Regions from separate parts of the Homo sapiens genome. Here regions 1 and 2 are each linked to region 3. A link is a loop called in an ENCODE intact Hi-C map of the cell type or tissue named here. Cell type or tissue: PC-3. All regions are shown on one strand.

Region 1 (8,000 bases), 290 kb after region 3:
GATGTTTTAATATTAAAGATATTTAAGAATAGTTAAAAGGCAACAAAAAAGAATCTAGCCTGAGGAACAAGTTTGAATATAAAATAAAATAAAAAAAATGTATTATAAATTCAAAAATTTCTTGAGAAGATTGAAAATAATAAAGTCCGAAGCAAGTATTTTGAAATTTAGCATTAAATTTTTAGTTGCTGTAGTGTAGATTTGGTAAACATTTTCTGTAAAGGACTAGTGTAAATATTTTTGGCTTCTAGGAACACACAGTCTCTGTTAAAACTACTCAACTTTGCCATTTAAGTGGGAAAGCAGACATTAACAACAGGTAAGAGAATGGACATTATTGTGTTCCAGTATAATTCTATTTGCCAAAACAAGCAGACAGCCATATTTGGCCCATATAATACAGTTTGCCAACTCTTCCTTTAAAGAATCAACAACAAAGAAACAGAGGCTGTTGTAGCTACAGCTGCAGATAGGCTTTTGTGTTTGTATATTTGTGGAATGAAGATGGAGGGGGTTGGCTTTTTCTGGTTGTTTCTACAATATCTATAACTTAGGAGAGATAATAATGTGTTGAGCTTGTGAATTTAGGAGGAATGATTACATGACAACAGAGCATTTTTAAAAGGTAATTTCAAAGTATGAGTTGATTTGGGAAAATTAACAGAATTCCTCAGGTGTTGGGGGTCATTTGAATTTTATGATGAACTTTGCTTGTTCTGATGAAACTTTCTCCAACAACTCTCACATGGAGAAAAGAGAAAGTTGAGTTTAGCCAGAGTGAGGATATTGCCAGTCCAATAAAAAAAAAAAAAGTTAAAGGTATAAGGGAGTTGGCAGTATTTTAAGTATTGTTGTTGAGCTCATAATCTGTGAAATCTAATCAAGAAATGAAGGATAGAAAATACTGCTGAATTAGCTGAATTAGGCAGTTTATTCTATTATAAACCTACATGCACTTGCATGTTCATTGTAGCACTATTCACAGCAGCAAAGACATTGAATGATAGACTGAATAAAGGAAATGTGGTATATATATACCATGGAATCCTATGCAGCCATAAAAAAGAATGAGATCATGTCCTTTGCAGCAGGGACATGGATGGAACTGGAAGCCATTATCCTCAGCAAACAAACACAGAAACAGAAAACCAAATACCACATATTCTCACTTATGAGTGGGAGCTGAACAATGAGAACACATGGACACAGGGAGGGGAGAAACATACATTGAGGCCTGTCGAGGCTAGTAGGAAAAAGACTGAATTCATGAAGTATTTGCCATTAGTGAAGTACAAGTGGTACAAGATTATGTTGAACTAAGAAAAATATCACAAAAGTTGCAATAGAGAAAAGAAGAGAGAAAATTGAAAAATCACACATTAGACTTAACACAAAAGAATCTGATCCGTATCAGTGATTTATCTTTAATTGGGTAACATAAGCCATCATATTAACTTTATTATTCTAATTTAAAATTTGTTTTTGTAGTTTTGTTTGTATTAAGTTGATCACGTATGTTAATATCACAGTGTTATGATGTGGCTAAAAAATTGTTACTATTGTCTTGCTTACACATATCTCACTGGTATAATTAAAATAATTTCATCAGAGAAGAAGTTTCAAATTTAAATAATGGTATTACGGTTGATATAAACATTTTAGATAATATAACTAAATAATAGTTCAGATGATAATTATGGGCCATATAGTGAAGATGAACATCTGTATGTGAATTAGAAAATAAACTCTAAAATAATTTAGGCAAGCTTTGGCTGCTGTGTTCCACCATTCTTGGATATATTCAAATCCCTCTGGAGTCCAAAAGCCCTAATTAAAGCTATGATTAACTAGTTACATTTTCATAACTGAGGTCTAATTATAAGTTCAGACATTTCCCTGCCTAACAAAGAAAAAGCCATTGCTGCTGACAGCTGCACAAGCTATAAACACTGAGAAATAAGTAAGGGAATTTGAAACAGCTCTGTGACATTGTCAGGGTAAAACCCTGCCGTTTCTTTTACTAGAGGTGAGAGAAGATGTATCACTAGGCACATGACAAGACACATCTTTATATGAGGATCAACCAGTCCTCATAGTTTGTAAACTTGTAACTGACAATTTACAAAAAAAAAAAAAAAGACTACAAACTATTGAAGTTTTAAATAAAAATAGAAATATTGCAATCACACAACATTCACAAAACTTTTCTGGGAAAACAATGTATTCATAGTGTTCTTGATTCCTTTATGTAATATTCTTTTGGGTTGCAAAGACAGTTAGCTTCAAGAACAGAATTTAGAGGTATCCCTGTGGCAGTATGATAAATTAAAAATATTTTATAATGTTAAACATCAGCATTTAAATTTCCAAATTTTGATGGAAAGAGCACAACAGACTGAAATTGATCTCTCCATCTCATACATAAGTTGAAATTCTGATCCCAATCTGATGGTGTTTGAAGTCCTGGTCTTTGGGTGGTAATGAGGTCACAGGGTGACCCTCGTGAATTGCATTAACGCTCTTATAAGAAATGGCTGAAGAGCTAGCTAGCTCTTTTTCCTCCATGTGAAGGTACAGGATAAGTAGACTGTCTGCAACATGGAAGAGGGTCCTCACCAGAACTTAACCACACTCATACCCATATCTTGGACTTCTAACCTTCAGAATGGTAAGAAGTAAGTTTTTGGTTTTTGTAAGCAACACAGTCTATGGTAATTTGTTTATAACAGCCATGCTCACTAAGACAGAAGTTGGTACCAATAAGTTGGGTGGTTCTGGAAAAAATATCTGAAATTGTGGAAGAGCTTTGGAACTGAGTCATGGGTAGAAGCTGGAAGAATTTTGAAGTGCATGCTAGAAAAACCTAAGATTGTCACTGAAGGGAATTAAGTGGATCTGGTAAAGACTCAAAAGGAAAAGATGGGAGCTTTAAGGAAAGCTTTATTCATCTTAAAGCATACATGAATACTTACGTACAGAATGTTGCTAGAAATATGGAAAATAAGTTCTTTTTTTTTTTCTTGGCAGAATCTCGCTCTGTTGCCCAGGCTGGAGTGCAATGGCACAATCTCGGCTCACTGCAACCTCCGCCTCCCAAGTTCAAGCAATTATCTGCCTCAGCCTCCCGAATAGCTGGGATTACAGTCGCCTGCCACTACGCAAGGTTAATTTTTGTATTTTTAGTAGAGATGAGGTTTCACCATCTTGGCCAGGCTGGTCTTGAACTCCTGACCTCGTGATCCACCCGCCTCAGCCTCCCAAAGTGCTGGGATTACAGGCGTGAGCCACCATGTCCTGGCTCCTTCTTCTTTATTTCTCCATTTTGGAATGGCAATGTCTATCTTATTTCTGTCACACCATTTTTTTTTAGAAGCGCATAACTTGTTTAATGTGATGGTTAGTTTTAGGTATCAACTTGACCGAATTAAGAAATAGCTAGAGAGCTAGTAAAGCATGATATCTGGGTGTGTCTGTGTGTGGCAGTGTTTGCAGAGGAGACAGGTGAATGAGTCAGTGGAATGGGTGGGGAAGATCTGTCCTTAATATGGGCAGGCATCATCCAACTGGCTGTGGGCCCAGACAGAACAAAAAGTCAAATGAAAGGCAATTTATTTTTCTCTGTCTTGGAACTGGGACACCAGTCTTCTCCTATCTTTGAACATTAGAATTGCAGGCTCTTTTGCTTTTCAACCCCAGGACTTATACCAGTAACCTCCTGGGGTTCTCAGGCCTTCAGCCTTGGCCTGAGAGTTACACCATCACTGCCCTGGTTCTGAGGCTTTTGGCCTTGACTGAGTCATGCTACTGGCATTTTAGGGTCTGCAACTTGCAGACGGCAAGCTGTTATAAGACCTTTTCAGAATCACATGGGCCAATTCCTCTAATAAATTTCTTCTCATATTTTTTCTTCCTTCCTTCATTCCTTCCTTCCTCTCTCTCCCTCTTTCTTTTTCTTTTCTTTTCTTTCCTTCCCTTCCTCCCTTCCTCCCTCCCTCCCTCCCTCCCTCCCTCCCTCCCTCCCTGCCTGCCTTCCTTTCTTCCTTCCTTCCTTTCTCTTTCTTTCTTTCTTTCTGTTTCTTTCGGTGTTTCTTTCTTTCCTTCCTTCCTTCCTTCCTTCCTTCCTTCCTTCCTTCCTTCCTTCCTTCCTTCCTTCCTTTCTTTCCTTCCTTCCTTCTTTCTTTCTCTTCTTTCTTTCTTTTCTCTCTCTCTTTTCTTTTCTTTTTCTATCAATTTACCTGTCCATCTATCTATCTTATTAGCTTTATCTCTCTGAAGAGCCCTAAAAAATACATGAGAGTTTACAGTTTCACAGCTAGATAAGAATTTTGTCTGAGGAACATTTGTACCTCAAATCCTAATCATATTGAATTCAGACAAGACTTTGGACTTTTAACTTTACAGTTGATGTTGGAGTGAGTTAATTTTGGGCCTATTGAGATGAAATGAATGCATTTGCATGTAGAAAGCACATGAATTCTGGGAAGCCAGAAGTGGAATGCAATGAACTGAATGTTTGTGTTCTCCCAAAATGCATATGTAGAAAATTTAATCTCAATGTGATGGTATTTGGGAGTAGGGATTTTGGAAGGTAATTAGGTCACGAAAGTAAAACCCTCGGGAATAAGATTTGTGACCTTAGAAGAGGCCAGTTAGCTTCCTCGCTTTTTAACTTGTGAGGACACAGGAAGAAGATGGTCCTTCAAAACTAGAAAGAAGTTCCTCATCAAAATCCCAACCATGCTGGAACCCTGATCTCAGACTTCCAGCATCCAAAATTGTAAAAATTAAAAATGTTTGTTGTTTAAGTTATCTGGTCTATAGCAATTTGTCATAGCAACCTGGACTAAGACAAACACGCATGGTGAAGTTTAATAAAATAATGAAAGTACATATTGTACTTGACTATTTCATTTTCATATTAAAATCTTTTTACTAAAAAACTGAAATTTTCTTTACAAAAACCAGGAGTCCTAAGATTGATATAATTTTATTTTAATTAGTGCATTTGCTAATTTCACCTTTTATAAATAAACTCATACTTTGGAGAGTTTTCCATTATGAGGTTTTATTTATACATTTATTCGACAAATATATGTGGAATTTGTTCAACAGCTAATATTAATCAGATGTTACCTTAGTCTGTTTGATCAAAGTGAATGCAATAGACACAGCCTTATTCAACTTTCAATCCAGAGGGATAGTTAGCCAGTAAAAAAATGTAATAAAAAAGATATCCTTTATTTCACTCATACTAAAATACACATAATTTTAATGTACGTTTTAACATCTCTGAACTTAGTATTCATTGCCTGATTAATAGAATATTCCTGTTGCTGTGGTCCAGAATGCAGTCTTTTAGTAAAAGTTATTATCTACCTATATATATATTGGTTTAGGCTGTTTATATATCATCAAAGCAGTGGAATTAGGTATTATTTTATTTGAAAAATGCCCCAAATATTAGGAAAAGTAATTCACAGATATAACAGTGCCTTTCAATAAAATAAAAATAAAATACAATAAAGGAAAGGGAATTTCCCTTCAACTTACAAATGAAAGAAAGAGCTGCCTACTGGGCAAAGGATAAGGGAAATGATTGAACCAGCTGAAATTTATAAGAAGTGGATGTGATAAGGCAGCCCTGCTTGGTATAGACAGAGGTGTCAACAATTAAAGAACACACTCATGAAAAAGTGTCTGCTTGTTACTCCTAGTGTAGTATCTGGAAAGCTACATCCATTGGTATTTCAGCACACAGGATATTTCAGAACTATTTGAAGAAGAAGTAAGAGTGCAGAATCTCGATGACTCCTGCTAAGATTCAGAACATGCTGACTTCAAAATTTGCAAAATATGTGCCAACAGCTGACTTAAAAATTGGGAAACATAGGCAAAGCAATATTTGAATAAATTATTTCTTTCTTTCCTGCATTTGCCAATCCCTTAACAGTGGGAAGGACATTGTTGCATGAAAAACATGAACAGCAATATCTGCATCAAAATACAACTTAGGAAAGTTGAACTTCGAATTCAAGGTTTAGGTTAAAGTTAAGGTTAAACTTCACCATTTATTTTACATATAGTTACATTTTTACATGGATAAGATAATAATTGTTGAATAAGATTCAAAGTATCCTTTTCTAAAGTCTAAAAAATTATGGGTGATACAAAAGCAATATATCATTATGTAGCAAAGTTGCTGTTTTCCCAGCACCATATGCAATAACTCTGGGCCACCAATGAGATACCAGCTTAATGAAATATACGGTAATTTAAATATCTGCTTGAAGAAAACTGGGTAAGGGATAATACTCTAAGATGGAGAATGCTTTGCAAAGAATTATCAGGCGAGTTTTTTGATAAAGTGACATTTATTTTAAGAACTGAAGAATAAGAAGAGTTTGCTTTGAAATTATAGATTTGTCATAGAATTTGCCCAAATGTAGTCAATTCTGAGGAAAAAGGAGACACTCTTTAAAATGTTGGGTCTTACCCAGAAAACCAATGAGCATGATCATGCTAAACAAAATAGAAGTGAAGACTGTGGAAGGCAGAGGAAAATCTGCAATAATGGAGAAAAAGTTTGGCATGTAAGTGTAACCCAAGACCATTTTCCTAGACTCTAATAGAAATGGAGAGAGTGCTATTGAGATGAAGTACAAATGACAAATGGGACAAGAGAAAGCATTGACCTTACTAGCCTAATGTAAAGAGCCAATGCTTTATTCCAAGTGCAGTATAAAAATATTTTAGTTGAAATATTCTAGCTACTTTGTGGAGAATGGATTGGAAGGATCAAGAGAGACATCTAGAGATGAGTTTGGAGGCTATTGCAATAAGCCATAGAAGAGATCAACTAAGGTGAAGACAGTGGAGATCAGAAAAAAGTGGATAGATTATAAATAAAATAATAAAATATAAGAAAGACTGATGCTTGAATATAATGGCTGAGGTAGAAAAAGTAACTGAAAAATTGCTCCAATTTTTCTTGCATGAATATCTGGATGAATTCCAGCACTATTTTCTGATATGTAGTATTTTCAAGGAGAAAAAGATTTGGGGAGAGAAATGACCATTTCTACTTAGTATATGCTTACAATGCATGAAAGACATCTACATGAAGATGTCAAGTATAAATTTAGATATACGAGACTGGTACTCAGAGGAAAAGTTAAGGCTAAAGAGGTAACAGAAGAACGCATCAGCACAATATGTTGGCTAAAGCAACAAACCAACAAACTGTTTATTTTACCTAAGGAGATGGTAGAAAAAGATAAGAAAACAAAGATCTGATGTATGCCAATGAAATAGGGAAATCTGTAAAAAGGTCTGGCAAAGTAAGGTGAACAAAACATATATGTAAAACCACTAAAGATCTTCATTTCAGGGAACCCAAGAAGATTATTGCAAGAGAAAGAAAGAATGGTTGAATTTATCAATTGCTGTTGAATCATTTAATAAGATGAGGTAAGAGGAATTTCCAATCAATTTGACAATAAAATTGATATGGTTTGGTTCTGTGTTCAACTCTCATCTTAAATTGTAAATCCCATGTGTTGAGGGAGGGACCTGATGGGAGGTGATTGGATCATTGGGCCGTTCCCCCATGATGTTCTTCTGATAGTGAGGGAGTTCTCATGAGGTATGGTGGTTTAAAAGTGGCAGTTTCCCCTGTGCTATCTCCCTCTCTTGCTGTCCTGTGAAGAAGGTGCTTGCTTCTCCTTCACCTTTCACCATGATTGTACATTTCCTGAGGCCTCCCAAGACATATGGAACTGTGAGTCAACTAAACATCTTTTCTTCATAAATTACTCAGTCTCAGATAGTATCTTTATAGCAGTGTGAAAATGGACAAGTACATAGAATTGGTACCTTCAGAGTTGGGTACTGCTATAAAGATAACCTGAAAATGTGGAAGCAACTTTGGAACTAGCTAACAGGCAGAGATTGGAACAGTTTGGAGGGCTCAGAAGAAGATAAGAAGAGGTGGGACAGTTTGA
Region 2 (8,000 bases), 78 kb after region 3:
AAAGTAATCAAACAAAATGCTTTTCAGGAATATTGTGTATACATATATGTATCAATCCATTGCCATATAACAGATTACTTCATAATGTAGTAACAGAAAACATCAATAAACAATAGTGTGTTACCCAGTTTCTTTGGCTCAGTAATAAGGGAACAGCTTACGTGGGTTATTCAGGTTCAGAGGTATTCAAGAGGTTGTCACCCAGATTTTGATTAGGGCTGTAATTATTTCAAAATGTGACTGGGCCCCAGGGAGATGCTTCCAACATGTCTCACTTACATAACTAGCAAGTTGGTGCTGGTTTTTGGCAAAGAACTCAGTTTTTCACATCATGGACTCCTTCATAGGACTGCTGAGTGTCTTGATTGTCATGGCAGCTGGCCAACTCAGAGTGAGTTATCCAAGAATGAGTGACCTGAAGGCAACCATCTTCTTTATGACCTAGCCTCAGAAATTACACATTGTTACTTCTGCAATATTGTATTTAATATTATTAAATATGGAAAACCTTGTTAAATATGGAAAGCCATTATACAAGGATATGAATACCAGGCTGGAATAATTGGTATCGTCTTGGAGGTGGCTGCCAGAATTTGTTCGAATGTTTTTACTTATATGTAAAAAAGCACACAAGTAAAAATAATTGAATTTGTTCTCAAATTTAAAAGAGATTTATTGGCTCATGTATCTGTAAAGTGTATAGGTAAATTAAGCTATGAGTTTGCTTTGATCAGGTATCTGTCTCCAATTCTCCCTGATTTTTCATCTTCTGAATTTTTTAACGTCACCTTTTTCCTTCATGTTGCTATATTATAGTAACAAGTAACAAATTGTATGTTAACTTGTAACATGGTAATAAGATGAGTGACGCTAAAGTTGGGTTCATGCATTCTCATTCACAACCTGGGGAGATAAATTGTCATTTTACATAGCCATTAAAAATGTTGCTGCTTTCAGTTTTTTTTTAATGTATTAATCTCCTTTCACTGCCTTAAAAATGTATTTAATACATGAAATTTGTCCATAAGTGGATGAATTATTGTAACAAAATGAAAGGCATGTGGACACTGACTCAGGACCATCAGGCCTATATTTTTATTATTGCTCATGGTTAACTCCTTTCATACCTTTTAGGTTCTACACAATAAGGAGCAATTTGATGAGACAATCACAATATCCACCACATTTACTTAATGTGCCAATACATTTGATGATTTATTAATTGCAATATCCCAGTGTTAGTATCATATTGTAAGACAATTAGAACAAGTTTCTTTATTCAAAAGAAACTTCAAATCACTCAAATAATTTTACACAGCATTGCTAGATATTTATTTTATAGGTTTCCTTTCATTAAATTTCTAATACCTCTTCCAATTTCTTTACATGTATTGTATCAGATAACATTGCTTCTCCAAAAACTTATAAAATAAGAGCAATCAGAAAGGGGTTTCCATATTCCCGTGCCATCCTATATATCAACCTAGCTAGTGGATGTTGATATCTGTAAATATGGCTTTTTTCAGGTTCCTGAAATGCACTGTCCATGCCAAGTCTCTGGCCACTCCTTCACATGACCTTATACTGTTCTTATTTGTTTGCTGTGAGACAATGCTCTTTCTATTTTATCCTGTTTCCTGAATTCTTACTTTTTCACTGTCTAAAGCATGCCCCTGTCCTCAAAAACATGCTTTATTTTCTATCTGAAAATAAAATTAATTCATGCAAAGCAAACAAAACCTGAAAACATCTGTTGATCTAATATTCTCCTCCAAATACATCTCTGTTATCTCATTCTTTTGACTGAAAAGCTCCTTGAAATAATTTACTCTGTTCACAGTTTGTACTCTCTTTTCTTCCATGCTGTTTTAAATCCATTCTAACAAGACTCTTGACTTTGCTACTTCAGCACAATCATTCTCAACCTCCATGTTGCAGAATCCAAAGCCTAATCCTATTCCTCTACTCAACAAAGCATCAACATTTGATACGATTAACAACTCTTTCAAGAAAAAGATTCTTTCTTTGGCTTACGGACATAATATCCTTTTGATTAACTCCATCCTTCATTGGCTCTTCTTTCTGCATGCTGTTTAGTTCCTCCTCGCTTCTCTATGTATTGAATTGTGAGACACCAAGTTTTACACTTTAAATGTATCTTGAGTTGTTGCCAAGGTGATTTCATTCAGTCTCATGGATTGGATAGCTCTCAAATTTTAATCTGCAGCTGCAATGTTATTTTTCCCCTGAATTCCATATTGGCCACTTTAATATCTCCTCCTGGAGGTCTCAAACTCGACATGCTGCAGGTAAATCTCTGTAAAATCTGATTTCTCCCTCAATCTTCTTCAGATGTCTTATCTATCTTTGGAATGATGACTATAGTCCAGATTGCTCATATAAACCATGCAGTCATTTGTCTCTTCTCTCTCATGTTCCACATCCAATCCATTGGAAACTTTTGTCAGCTATACCTTTAAAAACTATTTATAAGTCAACTATTTCCTATCATTTATCTCACTTCCACCGCAGTTCGAACAACTTTCACCCCTTACCTGGGGTATTTTAAGAGCTTTCTTTGGGTCCTAACCTTAGCTTCCTTTGGGCTTTGGGTCTTAATCTTAGACTTCTTGTTATTCACCCAGCTGTCATAATGTTCCTTTTAAAACATAAGTGATACTACATACTACTAAGTCAAATCAAATACTTCCAAATAAATGAAAATATGACACTCATAATGAATGAACCAAGATACAAACCCAGGCACTCACACATATACAAATATCTTGTCGAAAGTTAAAGATAAGGAATGTCTTCTGTTTTCACCTTAGTTCTGGGTAAAGGAAATGAAAATAAAAAAATGTTAATCATCAGAAATTATGTATAAGGTACTTCTTAACTATTGCTTCAGATCATCTTGGTGTCAACAACCCAGTGACAAGCATAAATGCGGAATATTTTCAATAATTTATAATATTTAGTATTTCAATAGAAGCAATACATTGATAAAGTTTATGTTGTTACTAAAAGTTCATTGGAAAGAACTTTGTTAGAATGATGCATTAGAAAAATGTTGTCAAATGGAAGTCTAACATTTAAAAAAAAAGACCCAAAAAAATACATTGGCTACAAATTTAATGCCTCAGAATACATCACTCTTGTTAACAAGTCAGCTTTCATGGAGAGCAATTTACATAGTAAAATTACCATTTTAATGTGTAAAGTATAATGAATTTTGCAGAGGCATCTAGTCACTTTCCACAACCTTCGTCCACAAAAGTTAAAGGGATTTCTCTTCTCTCACCTCCAAGTCCTGGTAACTACCTATAGTTTTGCCTTTTTCAAATGTAATGAGAATGACAAGTAGATACTGTGGACACCTTTGAGTCATTCTTTTCAGGAAGCTTTTGCGTTAATGAGTCAAGTTTATGAGTCAAGCTTATGAGTCATTATTTTCAGGAAGCCACACCTGGCTAATTTTTGCATTTGTTTTTAATAGAGACAGGCTTTCACCATGTTGGCCAGACTGGTCTCGAACTCCTGATCTCAGCTGATCCACCCACGCCAGCCTCCCTAAGTGCTGGGATTACAGGTGTGAGCTACCGTGCCCAGCCCAATTTTGTTTGTGTGTGTGTGTGTGTGTGTGTGTGTGTGAGAACACACATTTTAACTTGTCTTGGGTAAATAGCCAGGTGTGGGATTGTCAAACAAAATACCATGTTCGAGTTTATGGAAACATGCCAAATTGCTTTCCAAACTGGCTATACAACTTTGCATTACCATCAGCAGTTGCTTCACGTCTTCCGCATGTGTTGCCAGGGTATTTTTCCCCGTCATTCTAATAAGTATGTAGTGACATCTTATTGTGGTTTTTATTTGCATTTCACCACAGAGAAATGATGTTGAAAATATTTTCATGTGCCATCTGCATTTTCTTCTTTGGTGGATTTTCTGTTCAGGATTTTGCAAAATTTTATAAAGTTATTTAGATTTTTATTGTTTGAATTTGAGATTTTAATATATGCAGATATATGAGTTAATCAGATGTTCATTTTTTTGAATATATTCACATATTTGTGTCTTATCTTTTCATTTTCTTAATGAACGCTGTATTTAGTGAGTTTTTCAAAGAACATTTTCTTGAAAATTACAATTTATTGGAGGTGGAGCCAAGATGGCCAAATAGGAACAGCTCCGGTCTACAGCTCCCAGCGTGAGCGATGCAGAAGACAGGTGATTTCTGCATTTCCATCTGAGGTACCGGGTTCATCTCACTAGGGAGTGCCAGACAGTGGGTGCAGGACAGTGGGTGCAGCACACCATGCGCGAGCCGAAGCAGGGCGAGGCATTGCCTCACTCGAGAAGCGCAAGGGTATATTGCGGCACTATTCACAACAGCAAAGACTTGGAACCAAGCCAAATGTCCAACAACGATAGACTGGATTAAGAAAATATGGTACATATACACCATGGAATACTATGCAGCCATAAAAAATGATGAGTTCGTGTCCTTTGTAGGGACATGGATGAAACCGGAAACCATCATTCTCAGCAAACTATCCCAAGGACAAAAAGCCAAACACCGCATGTTCTCACTCATAGGTGGGAATTGAACAATGAGAACACATGGACACAGGAAGGGGAACATCACACTCTGGGGACTGTTGTGGGGTAGGGGGAAGGGGGAGGGATAGCACTGGGAGATATACCTAATGCTAAATGACGAGTTAATGGGTGCAGCACACCAACATGGCACATGTATACATATGTAACAAACCTGCACATTGTGCACATGTACACTAAAACTTAAAGTATAATAATAATAAAATAAAAAAAGAAAATTACAATTTATTGGCTTTTTTATGTTTTTTCTTTTGTGTTTTTTTCGAATAATTCTTTGCCAAACAAAAGGTAACAAAAATTTCCTTTATTAGTTTTATATATTTAAACTTTGAGGTTTTATATTTATATCTATGGTTTCCTTTGGGCCATGTTTTATATATGATGAGTGGTAAGAGTCAAGTTTAATTTTCTTTAATATGAATTTACAATGGATCCACCATTTGTCTTAATGCTATCATTTTCTCAATTAATTGTTATGGCTAGTTTGTCCATAAACCCTTGAGCATTTGTGTATTTATCAATTTCTGGGCTCTCATTGGTACCACTGACAATGTATATACTAATACTACGGTGCTATGATTGCTATAGTTTTATAATGACACAAAATCAGATAGTGTGAGTTCTCCTACATTTTTCTTCCTCCTTTTTGAAATTGTTTGGGTTATTTTAGAACAGTTTTTGTTGCATATAACTTTTAGAATCAGCTTATCAAATTATTCAACAATATCGGATTTTTGGTTGGTATTACACTGAATCTAAGTTTCAATTTGGGAGCATGGACACCTCAATGAACAACATTGAGCATTTTATCCATGAGTAAACACAGTATGTTTTCAGTTATCTAGGTCTTTTAAACATTTCTCAAAGCAACATATGTAGAATTCAGCATACAAACATTTCACGTATTTGTTTTCATGTTTATTCATGTTATATAAGTTAGATGTTAAAATCTTCCTTTACTTTCATTCTGATAGAAATATATGTAAATACCGAACTTGTATCCTGTGATACTGCTAGACTGTTTTAATAATTCTATTTTTTTGTATATTATATGGTATTTTCTTCATAATCATAATAAATCTTCATAGATAATAAATCTTCATAGATAATAAATTTGTTTATTTTGCAATTTACATCACTTTTATTTCTTTTACTATTTACTCTAACTATAACCCTAAAGATAGTGTTCAGGAGAAGTTCTGAGAGCATATATCCTTACATTTCTGTTTATTTCTGATCCTTGGGATAAAGCATTCAGTATTCACTGATAAGGGTGATCATAGTTACAGTTTTGTTCAGGTTGAGAAAGTTCCTTCTATTTGTAACTTGCTAAGTGTTCTTTATTTCTTGTTAAAAATGTCATATTTGTTAACTTTTATTATGTGTGTATTGAATGTGTGCAGTGAATTATATTCACTGATTTTTAAATGTTAAACAACCAGTCTTCTTTTCCTAGGATATCCCTCACTTGGTCATAATGAATGTATTATCAAAGCCTGAGATAGTCCTGGGGCTCAGATTATGTAAGTCTCTTCTCCCAGAGAGCATTCTTAGCATTATCTATTTTCTTTTTTATATATTTTATTCCATTTTACGATCCTTTGTGATGGCAGGCCAGTTTTAATCAGTTGCTCTTTCCTGACTAAGGTGGATTTTTTTTTTAAGTTCTATTTCCAAACCAGTCAAACTTCTTATTGTAATTATGTAGTTTATTTAAATATTAAACAAAATAATGGGATATACGCACAGAATGGATTCAGAATTTGTGTAACGTACTTTAAGTTGAAAGTTTCCCAAGACTTCATAAAAGAGATTTGCTAAAATTATGTTCCAATTAAGGAGAACAGTTAGGCAATTATAAAATCTCAGGTAATTTTATAGAATTAGAAGTGTTGCCACGCTTAGTGTTTTGAAAGAATCTTCAAGTTCTTCCCTCACTTAGAATCAATCAATTTTGGGCTTCATAAATAGCTTCATAAATAACTCAGTGTGTTATCTTTACAAGAATGGTGGTGTTAACCCCGAACAGCAACAAATCTGTTCTCAGAGTTAGGTCCATACTCCTACATTGAGAGATTGCAGTTTGATGAATAATTATGCATTTCAATATATTTATACAAACATTTAAAATATATATATCATTATTTTTATTAATTATTTTACATAGTAGCTGTTTTGCTTTAATTAACATTATTATTTTTGATGTTGATTCTATCTGATAAGGAAATTTTTATTATAATTAGATTGCACACCCAGAAAAAGAAAGAATAAACTTATAATCCATTTTGTTAGTAAAGTTCTAAGCAGCATTAAAAATATGATTGTAATTATAAATGCAAAAGACAGCATAAAAGTTCATCACAAGGTAAATCCTATATACTCTATAAAGATAAAAGATAGAAAAGTTCACAGGCGTTATACACAAATAGGCCAAGATAGAAAAAACATGTTAAAACTGAATTATTACAAAAAGTAGAAAATAAATGTTATATTTGGTAGATTTTCTTATATAATTGAGTGGGCCAATTGTGACATTTTCACAAGAATAGAATACATATTTTTCGTTTACTTTATAATCAATACAATTTCTTACATTCTCTCAATGTAATTACTTTCAACTAGAGGTAAATTACTTTGACTTTGTAGTTCTGGTTAACGGAACAAAGTGTTCATTCCTAACAGCAAAGGCACAGCTTTAATTTTAAAGCTTCTAACTCCTGTTACTCTCAGGTAATAATATTAATGATATATATAAGGAATTATTGGAGGATTTATAGGCAACTGGAACAAAATAATGTACTGAAAAGAGTCAAGATTCATTTTAAATAATTCACTTCAATCTAGAATTTGTATGATAACTATGTAATAAATGAGAGCACTTACTGTAAACTGACAAAAGTTGAATAAATATATGGGATAAGTTTTATGTGATGTGTTTCTAAATGCTTTGTAATTTTTGAAATATTTCTACACGTGTTATGCTCCTTCCTATGAAATAACAGACCTTAAACACAGAGTTGGTTTAATATTCTGTTGCATAAAATTCACAGAATGCTTTATTTTAAAACTTTTTATATGGATACAGTAAAGGGATATTTGAGGAGTAATTTATTATATATGATATACACCTTTCATATAAATTATAGCAAATTATTTTGAATACAATATTTGATTTTTTTTACTGATATTTAAATAATATATTTAAAAAAGAGAAAAAGAAGCATATTAGTGGCACCAGCATGTACCAGACATTGTGAGAGTTTTACATATAAATTATTGTTTAAGTAGATTTAATAGTATTATAAAGTAGTTTATAATATGTATTAATTGATTTAGCTCACTTTTTTTTAACTAAAACTTAATATGACTTTCATATA
Region 3 (8,000 bases):
GCCTAAATACTTAGATCTAGTTCTCCTTAAAGTTGTTTTCTAACAAAAATAGTGAGTTTCTTAGTCTTTGATACGTGTTAATATGCCTCCTGCCTATAATCTCTGTTTAAGTGTCCAAACTCCTCAAATGTTTTCCATCATTAAACATTGATAACTCTGCCAGGAAGCTATGTAAATTGTTCTATAAAGATGAAAATTAGCCTCTGCTTAAATCAATATGACCACCTTAGTTGAAACTTCTGAGGAGCTCAAATTGTAAAATGTTCAGCACACTAGCACTAGGAATAGGGTGGCAGGACTACCCTTGAGGGACCATGTACTTATTATTATTATTATTTTTTTAGTTGGAGTCTCACTCTGTCGCCCAGGCTGGAGTGCAGTGGCGTGATCTCCGCTCACTGCAACCTCCGTCTTCTGGGTTCAAGCGATTCTCCTGCCTAGCCTCATGAGTAGCTGGGATTACAGGCATGCGCCACCACGCCCAGCCAATTTTTTTTTTTTTAATTTTTAGTAGAGACGGGGTTTCACCATACTGGTCAAGCTGGTCTCAAACTCCTGACCTTGTGATCCACCCGCCTTGGCCTCCCAAAGTGCTGGGATTACAGGCGTGAGCCACCGCATCCGGCCGAGGGACCATCTACTTTAAGGAATGCAGAGAGATAGACATCTTAATTTACTTAATAGGATGTTTGGGGCATGGGATAAGTAAATTTTTCAAAGAGACAGTATTCATGCATTGGTAAGATATTGTTTTTCTCAGACGTGTGACTTTATCCCAAAAATATGCTATTTTAAAAGACATTTCTTAAAATATGTATGTGTATGTTTGTTGATACTTGCTTATTATATAGCTCATACTGTTTATTAAAATATATCTATTACAGGAGTTATTAGAACGGCCTTACATAACATGGACAGAGAAGCCAGAGAACATTACTCCGTAGTCATTCAAGCCAAAGACATGGCTGGGCAAGTTGGAGGGCTTTCAGGATCTACAACAGTCAACATCACCTTAACCGATGTCAATGACAACCCACCACGCTTTCCTCAAAGTACGTATTTGTTTTCCATGATTTGAATTTATCATTATCTCTTTATGTAAAGTAAAATGAAATACTTGAACAGTGTTATGTTACTGTTTTCTTAAGTGGAATTGTTCTGTTTTTGTACTATATGATCACCCTTCTTCATGTAAGACTCATGAAATCACTCCAGCTATTGTCTTCTGAACCTAGGAAATAATTGGGAATGTGTTCAGAGTTGGAGTTTCATTTGGCATCAAGTTAAATATTAAAAATGATGTGGTGGTACTAAAAAATGGCATCTTGCCTTTGGCGAAGTATCTGTATATTCTTAAAGTATTCATGGAGATGTTGAAAAGGTATTTTGATGTGAACATTCTTTTCATGCAACATTATTCCATACATTCTGTGACTGAATTTTTTAAAAAAATTCTTCATGTTATGAATAAATGCTGTATACAAATGCATGCATGTATGCACACACACACACACACACACACACACACACACACACGCATCATCCAAAAGCAAGTTGAAGTTAATATGATAAGATGAGGTCTCAGAGTAAAATATAAGACTTGAAAACAGAAAGCATAATTCAGTAGGCAATTTTGGGGGGAGAGGAGAAATATGAATCCTGTGGGTTTGGAGGGAGATGGTGTTTATGACATGTTCTGAATGTAAAGGATATAATTATAATATATTTGAGTTTTTAAAAATGGAAGATACTATAGATAACATTTTATACGACAGTCACTAATAATCACAAATATCCTACAGAGGAGTTGTCTCTTATGTTCCTCTTACAAATGATGTCTAAAAACTGTCATAAATTAGATCCTTTGGTACGTCATACAGGCTCTTCTCAAATCAGCGCGAAATGCCTTTCTCAACTTTATCTCTTGTCTCTTAATAGCATTTGCAGTACACCTCAGGCCTAGACACTGTGGAATACTGCCTCCTCCTAAAATATAATAACACTTTGTACGTCCTTACTTCAACTAAAATTTTTCCTTATTCACGGCCCTTTGTTAAAATCCCTGCTACAAGTTTCTCTGAAGTTCCTGTTGCAGAATTAGAACAGTTTTGCAATTAATTCCTGTTGCAGAATTACTCACTCTTTTTTCCCTCTTGCACAGCACTTTTGCATGCTTGTTCGTGTTATACTAATTTTCCCTCTTGCACAGCACTTTTGCATGCTTGTTCATGTTATACTAATTTCTGCAGGTACATAGATCCCCTTGCACAGCACTTTTGCGTGCTTGTTCATGTTATACTAATTTCTGCAGGTACATAGATCCCCTTCCACTTATGAGATCCTCTAGGAAGACGCTTAATTGTTTTGCGAACTTAGGTGTTCAGCCCAGTGAGGGCCCAGCATTTGATAAATGATTCTTAGTGAGTAAATTAGTTGAATTTAAATACTCTGTCAAACCATCATTATTAAAAGATTATTATTAAATACATGCAAATCATAGTCATAGTTAAATAAAAATCATTTTAAAATGTTGATGCCAGAGATAAGATAATGTTACCTGGTGCATTCATGTGGCGTTTGCTCTATGAAGAAAGTATATATCATAGGTAAGTCCATATTTTATTGAGCCATAAAATATAATTAAATTTTAAACCATTTTGCAGATTAGGATGAACTTTTGTATCAATGTTATCACTTAGTTCAACAATGTGCATATACATGAGGTAAATGTTATTATTTCATAGATTGGTACAATTGAAGTTGAAGATAAAGATAATAAGCGATAATTCAGACTCAACAGAATATACTCTTTATTATAATTTAGGATACCAACTTGCCTATCTTGTTTTCAAATAGATTCTACCACCACTATTTTAAAGATGTACATTCATATTGTAGCCTTAATAGACAGAAAACTCAGGTTGTAAATCATAGGATTCAGTAAATGCTAGTTTGTAGTAAATATAGCATCTCCCACTCTCTCTTTTTCTCCATTTCTTCCTAAAATAATTATTAAAATTACAGGTTTATTAAGATTGACTTTGCAGATGTACAGAAAATTTTAATTGTGATGGATATAAGGAATATTATTCATATAGATGAATATAGATATATAATAAAGAGATATTTGTTCCTAATTTTATTATGTTGATCAATAATAGTGTCATTGTTGAAGCATCAGTGTACAGTGAAAATAATCACTTTACCTGACAAAACAGAATAAGTGTATACTCTCTGAGTTAACTCATTGTGTCTAATGAATTCTATGTTTCTTCAGTCAGTAACATTCTGGCAGAATGACTGACAGATGTAAATCCTGCTGCATTTCAAGGTGTTCTTAGAGTTTTGAAAAGGAGGCACTACACAATCAGAAGTTTACACTTGGGGTTTCTTAAAAGATACTTTATTTCGCACTCCATTTGAACAAAACAATTCTGCTTTTGCAACAGTTTGGTGTCACCATGACAAAAGTAGCTTGTAGTAAAGTGCTCTTTAATTTATCCATAAATTGCAGCTTATTAAACAGCTATGTACCTAGTGGGGAAGTATTGTAAACTGCTTGGAGAAAAGAAATAATATAAGGACTTGTATTCACAAAATACCATGACATGCGCAAGTCTATACACAGCTCAAATTCTATAAAGTTCATATCCTGTCATCAAATGGATCCAGTAGTTGAATTGTTTCTCTTAATGTGAGGTTTTTACAGTTGCCCTTTCTACTTCTTTCTCTCATCACCTGTCTGAGACAGTTATATTTCTTACAATTGACACTTGAATAAACATCCCTAACTACAAATTTTGCAAAAATATTCTCTCAAAGTGTTTTTTCCTCCATGCTTAATCTACCATGCTTGAGAAAGTGAGTAGGCTAGTTATATTGCATGGTAATTAGTTATCCCTTTATCTTGAAGTAAATAGGCTTTGAGTAAGTGTTAGAGAGGTAGTAAATTAGAGCTAGTAATTTGCTTTACAATGTCTCTACTCTAGAGAGTTACAAACTCAGTAGCTTAGGATACAAGTCAGATAAATGTCTTGGAGGAAACAGGCTGCTTGTCAGTATCAGGAATGTGAAAAAGGAGCATAGAGACTGGATAATGCATGCCCAACTACAAGGGTAGCTACTATTTAATTCAAATTGATGCCTACCTCTGGGCTACATGGTGTTGGAAAAGGAGCCACTCAAACAAAACAAAGCAAAACAAAAGGACTCATAGTGAAAGAAAACAAATCAGCCCATCTATGGCTTGAAATTCTACTCAAAGTACACAAACGATGTGTACTTCTCCTTCTAGAGAAAATCATCCATCTAAAGATATAAAATTCCCTAGTGTGTGTTCTTTCATTAAAGGTAATCTATTTTATTCTGCCATTTCCTATTCTAGTTTTTAAAAACTTTATTCTGGGTTATGGTTGTTGCATAACTTATTCTTGGATAGGTTAAAAAGTCACTGACATTTATTTATTCTGCACAAACCATATGCATATAAAATTCAATACCTTACATGAAAGTTTACAAAACAAACCTTCTATATCCTAAATGGAAGGAATTATATTGTTGTATTGAGGATTGCTCTTGTAAGATAAGTCATCTAGTAACAGAAAGAAGCATAACACATGCCAAATAATCACAATGAATCAACCTTTAGGGCTTGATCCTCCAATATTACATTGCACCAACTGCAGCCACAAGTGAGCTTCAGTTTTTGGAAATTTGCTATCATTATGTTAGCTTAATCTAACATAACTTTCTCCAGAACTTAAATGATAGTAAATTGCCAAGAACGTAAACTCACTTGTGACTGCAGTTGGTTTAGTGCCATGTAATATTGGAGGATCAAGCTCTAAAAATTCAATAGATGGCAGTATTTCCCATAAAGTTAGTAAACATCACAATTGTTTAACTGGTTTGGGTAATTTCTAAAGTTAATGAGAAAGAAAATATTGCTGAAGATATTGGCATTGATTTTTTTTGGGGGGGGAGCTGTTGTTTTTATTATTTTCATTGTTATGGGTACAAATATGAATTTATATAATATTTTCATCATTAAAATTTTGTTTGAAACAAATTAAAAGAAAAAGAAAACAAAGCTTCTCCCTTGACCCATCAAAATATGCAGGATTTTTTTTAATTATCAAAGAATTGAGGTCTTTCTAGTGTCTTTTGAAAATGATATCTGGGTCATTTTATTATAGTTGTAGGCATATATTTTGAAACGTTTTGAGCATTTCTTTAAAATGACAGTATATATTTGATTTTGATAACTGTTCCTACTCACTTTGAAATAAGATAAATTCTGCAGCTGCATGTTTAGTATTCTACATATGTAAATTTCATTCAAGTTTATTCCTTGTACCATTCCAATTTTCTATATCCTTATAGAATTTTTGCTCGTCTGTTATTGAGAGAGATGTTAAAGTCTTCCAAGATGATACTAGATGTTTCCATTTCTCTTTTTTCCTCTGTTTAATTTTTCTTAGATGCAGTTTTAAACCATGCTATTGGATGCACACAGATCGAAGGCTTTGATATCTTTCTCTTGATTAAAATTGTTTTATTGTGAAATATATGTCTATAGTTCTAATAATACTCCATACCTTAAAGTCTAATTTGTCTCCTATAGCTATTCCAGAGGTTTCTTTTTTTTCTTCATTTCTTTTTGGTTATGGTTTGTGTGGTATAATGTTTTCTATAATTGTACTTTCAAACTTTATTGTTCTTAATTTTTTATTCTTAATTTATAAATGTTTCTTGTGACCACTTAGCTAATATTTTTGTTGTTGTTTAGTTTAAAATGACATTATAATTTCTCTTGCTTTTGTTGATTTACTACACTTATAAGTATCTTAATTACTGATATAGTTTCATTTAGGTATATCATTTGCTATTTGGCTAATCTTTTCTTCTCCTTTTTTCCCCTCTCTCATATTCTTTGAATTATTTAATTTCATTCATTTTGTCCTCCATTCACTTTTTAAAAATTTTACATTTTTATACTTTTTTCTATTTAAAAAATACTGTAGATATTATTATTTATTTCACTCTACCTTAAATTATAATTTCATTGCTTGAAAATAGAATGACTTTAAAACTGTTTAATGTCATTAACCCTTTGTTGTTGTTTTTTCTATTTTTGTCATCTTATATATTCAGTCCTATATGAAATTGTCATTGTTGCTGTTGTGTTAAATAGCAAATCATTATTTTTTAAGACAGTAATAATTTACCCTTCCTGGTACTATTTATTTCTCCTTGAATTTCTGTGTTTCCTTCTAGAATTATTGTTTTCTAAAGGGAATTGTAAATTTCTTAAAATATTATTTTCCCATTTTTAGTGACAGAAAACTGCCAATGAATTTTCTCAGCTTTTCTATATAAATTTACAATTTTGCCTTTATTTGCAGAAGGTATTTCCAATCAGAATAGAATTTTAGTTTGAAGGATTTTCTCCATTTCAATAATTATTAATATAATTTGCTGTTTACCATTTTGTTCATTGAAAAATCAACTGTAGAATTCCTTTACTGTACAATAGTTTACTGTAGTTTATTGGACCTTTCTTCTATTAAGATATTCTTTGTTATATTTTGTTTTCAAAAATTTAACCTACAATGCACCTAGGTATTTACTTTTTAAAAATCTGACTAATGGTTGTAAAGATTTTTTAAGCTATCTTTTATTAGTTTTGAGAAACTCTTGGTTAGAATTTTTTCAAGTATTTCTTCGACCTCATTTTCTCACTTCTTTTCTATTAGTTCTACAAAGTATGTCAGCTAGGTCTTTCAGTTATATAACATTCATCTATTACTGTCTTTGCTGTATAATAATTATTATTCTACAGTCTTCTACAGTCTTCTTTAACCTGGATATTTTATATTAACCTATATTCTAGTACACCAATCCTTTCTTCTGCTGTTTGTTCAGCAATTAAACCCATCTATTAAATATATTAAGTACACACTTCAGCATTGACATTTTTGTTCTAAAATTTTTATTTGGTTTAGTAGATAAAGATTATTGGTATCTGTTGAAATTCCCCACCCTTTTCTTTATTTAAACATATTAACCATAAACATATTAACCATACTTATTTCAAAACTTTTTGTAGAATTCTAATATCATAATCATGCCTGGGTCATTTTTTACATTTTTTCCTTCTTAGTTTTAGCCAATGCTCATTTTTAATCATGACTTTGAATTACTGATTGAACATTACATAAAGGAGTTGCAGAGGTTCATGATTGTGCAATCTTTCAAAGAGGGGCAAGTTATTTCTTGCAGACATATACAGTGTGGATTACTTAAATCAGTTGGATTCTGTTAGCACTAGCTTATTTTATTGCTCTCCTTACTTCCGGGAAGTAGCTCTTATTCCTGGAATCCGGATCTTTCTTTACTTACTCTCCACTGGTCTCAAGTGTTTACCAATTTCTGACTCTCCAGTAACTCATGGCTGCTGAAATCTCTGCCTAGCGCCTTTGCCTTCCAGATGCACTTTCTGTTGGTTTCTCAGAGCCTCTACAAGTGTCAAAGTAGTGGATGTGTCTACAATTACCACAAGAAAAATTGCATTTGTTTTTTTCCTCACTTACCTGAGGTTTCTTCTTCTCTGTGCTTTTGTCCTCAATTTCTCAGCCCCTGTGCCAGCTCTGAACTCCAACCTGTCTCCAAAAGCTACACAATTTTTGCTTGGACTCTTTCAACCAGCACTACATATTTTTAAATACCCTCAGTATATGTGCATATAAAATTTGTTTTGTTATGGTTTCTTTCTCTCAAGAATCATACTCCATCCTGAGTTCCCTACATTAATTGCCTTCAATGCCTTAAAACAGTCATTTTCTATATACTATGCATCTTTTAGAGTTGTTTTATATGACAGAGTTAGATATACCCCTCCATCATATCCAGATTTGAAAGATCATTCCACTTAAGTTTAAATAGAAAGATTATGGAAGATAATTAGATGTATTCTCTATCAATTTGTATTCTATGTGGCT

The links. Peaks named below come from ENCODE experiments on the same cell type or tissue, not always from the same donor. Only the 100,000 strongest peaks of a DNase experiment are listed, where the experiment ranks them.
Region 1: it touches region 3 in a loop (5-fold over the local background); 4 of 110 quality-filtered maps call a loop at or near these places.
Region 2: it touches region 3 in a loop (2.5-fold over the local background); 3 of 110 quality-filtered maps call a loop at or near these places.

Annotation. Positions count from the first base shown.
Region 1 is chr5:19,310,682-19,318,681 of GRCh38, reverse strand. No RefSeq gene overlaps it. Among named protein-coding and RNA genes, the nearest start is that of LINC02100, 570 kb to the right of the region's middle. In PC-3, a CTCF peak has its summit at 3,642; a DNase peak (open chromatin) is centred at 3,541; H3K27ac peaks cover 1,872 bases.
Region 2 is chr5:19,527,264-19,535,263 of GRCh38, reverse strand. All of the region lies in intron 9 of CDH18 (cadherin 18), which reads left to right. Among named protein-coding and RNA genes, the nearest start is that of CDH18, 460 kb to the left of the region's middle. RefSeq lists an enhancer at 2,946-4,145. In PC-3, no CTCF peak of the experiment used is centred here; DNase peaks (open chromatin) are centred at 3,433 and 3,753; H3K4me3 peaks cover 289 bases; H3K27ac peaks cover 1,849 bases.
Region 3 is chr5:19,605,486-19,613,485 of GRCh38, reverse strand. It overlaps CDH18 (cadherin 18), which reads left to right. Exons shown (of 13, transcript NM_004934.5): 6 at 885-1,052. Among named protein-coding and RNA genes, the nearest start is that of CDH18, 380 kb to the left of the region's middle. In PC-3, CTCF peaks have their summits at 4,655 and 4,854; no DNase peak of the experiment used is centred here.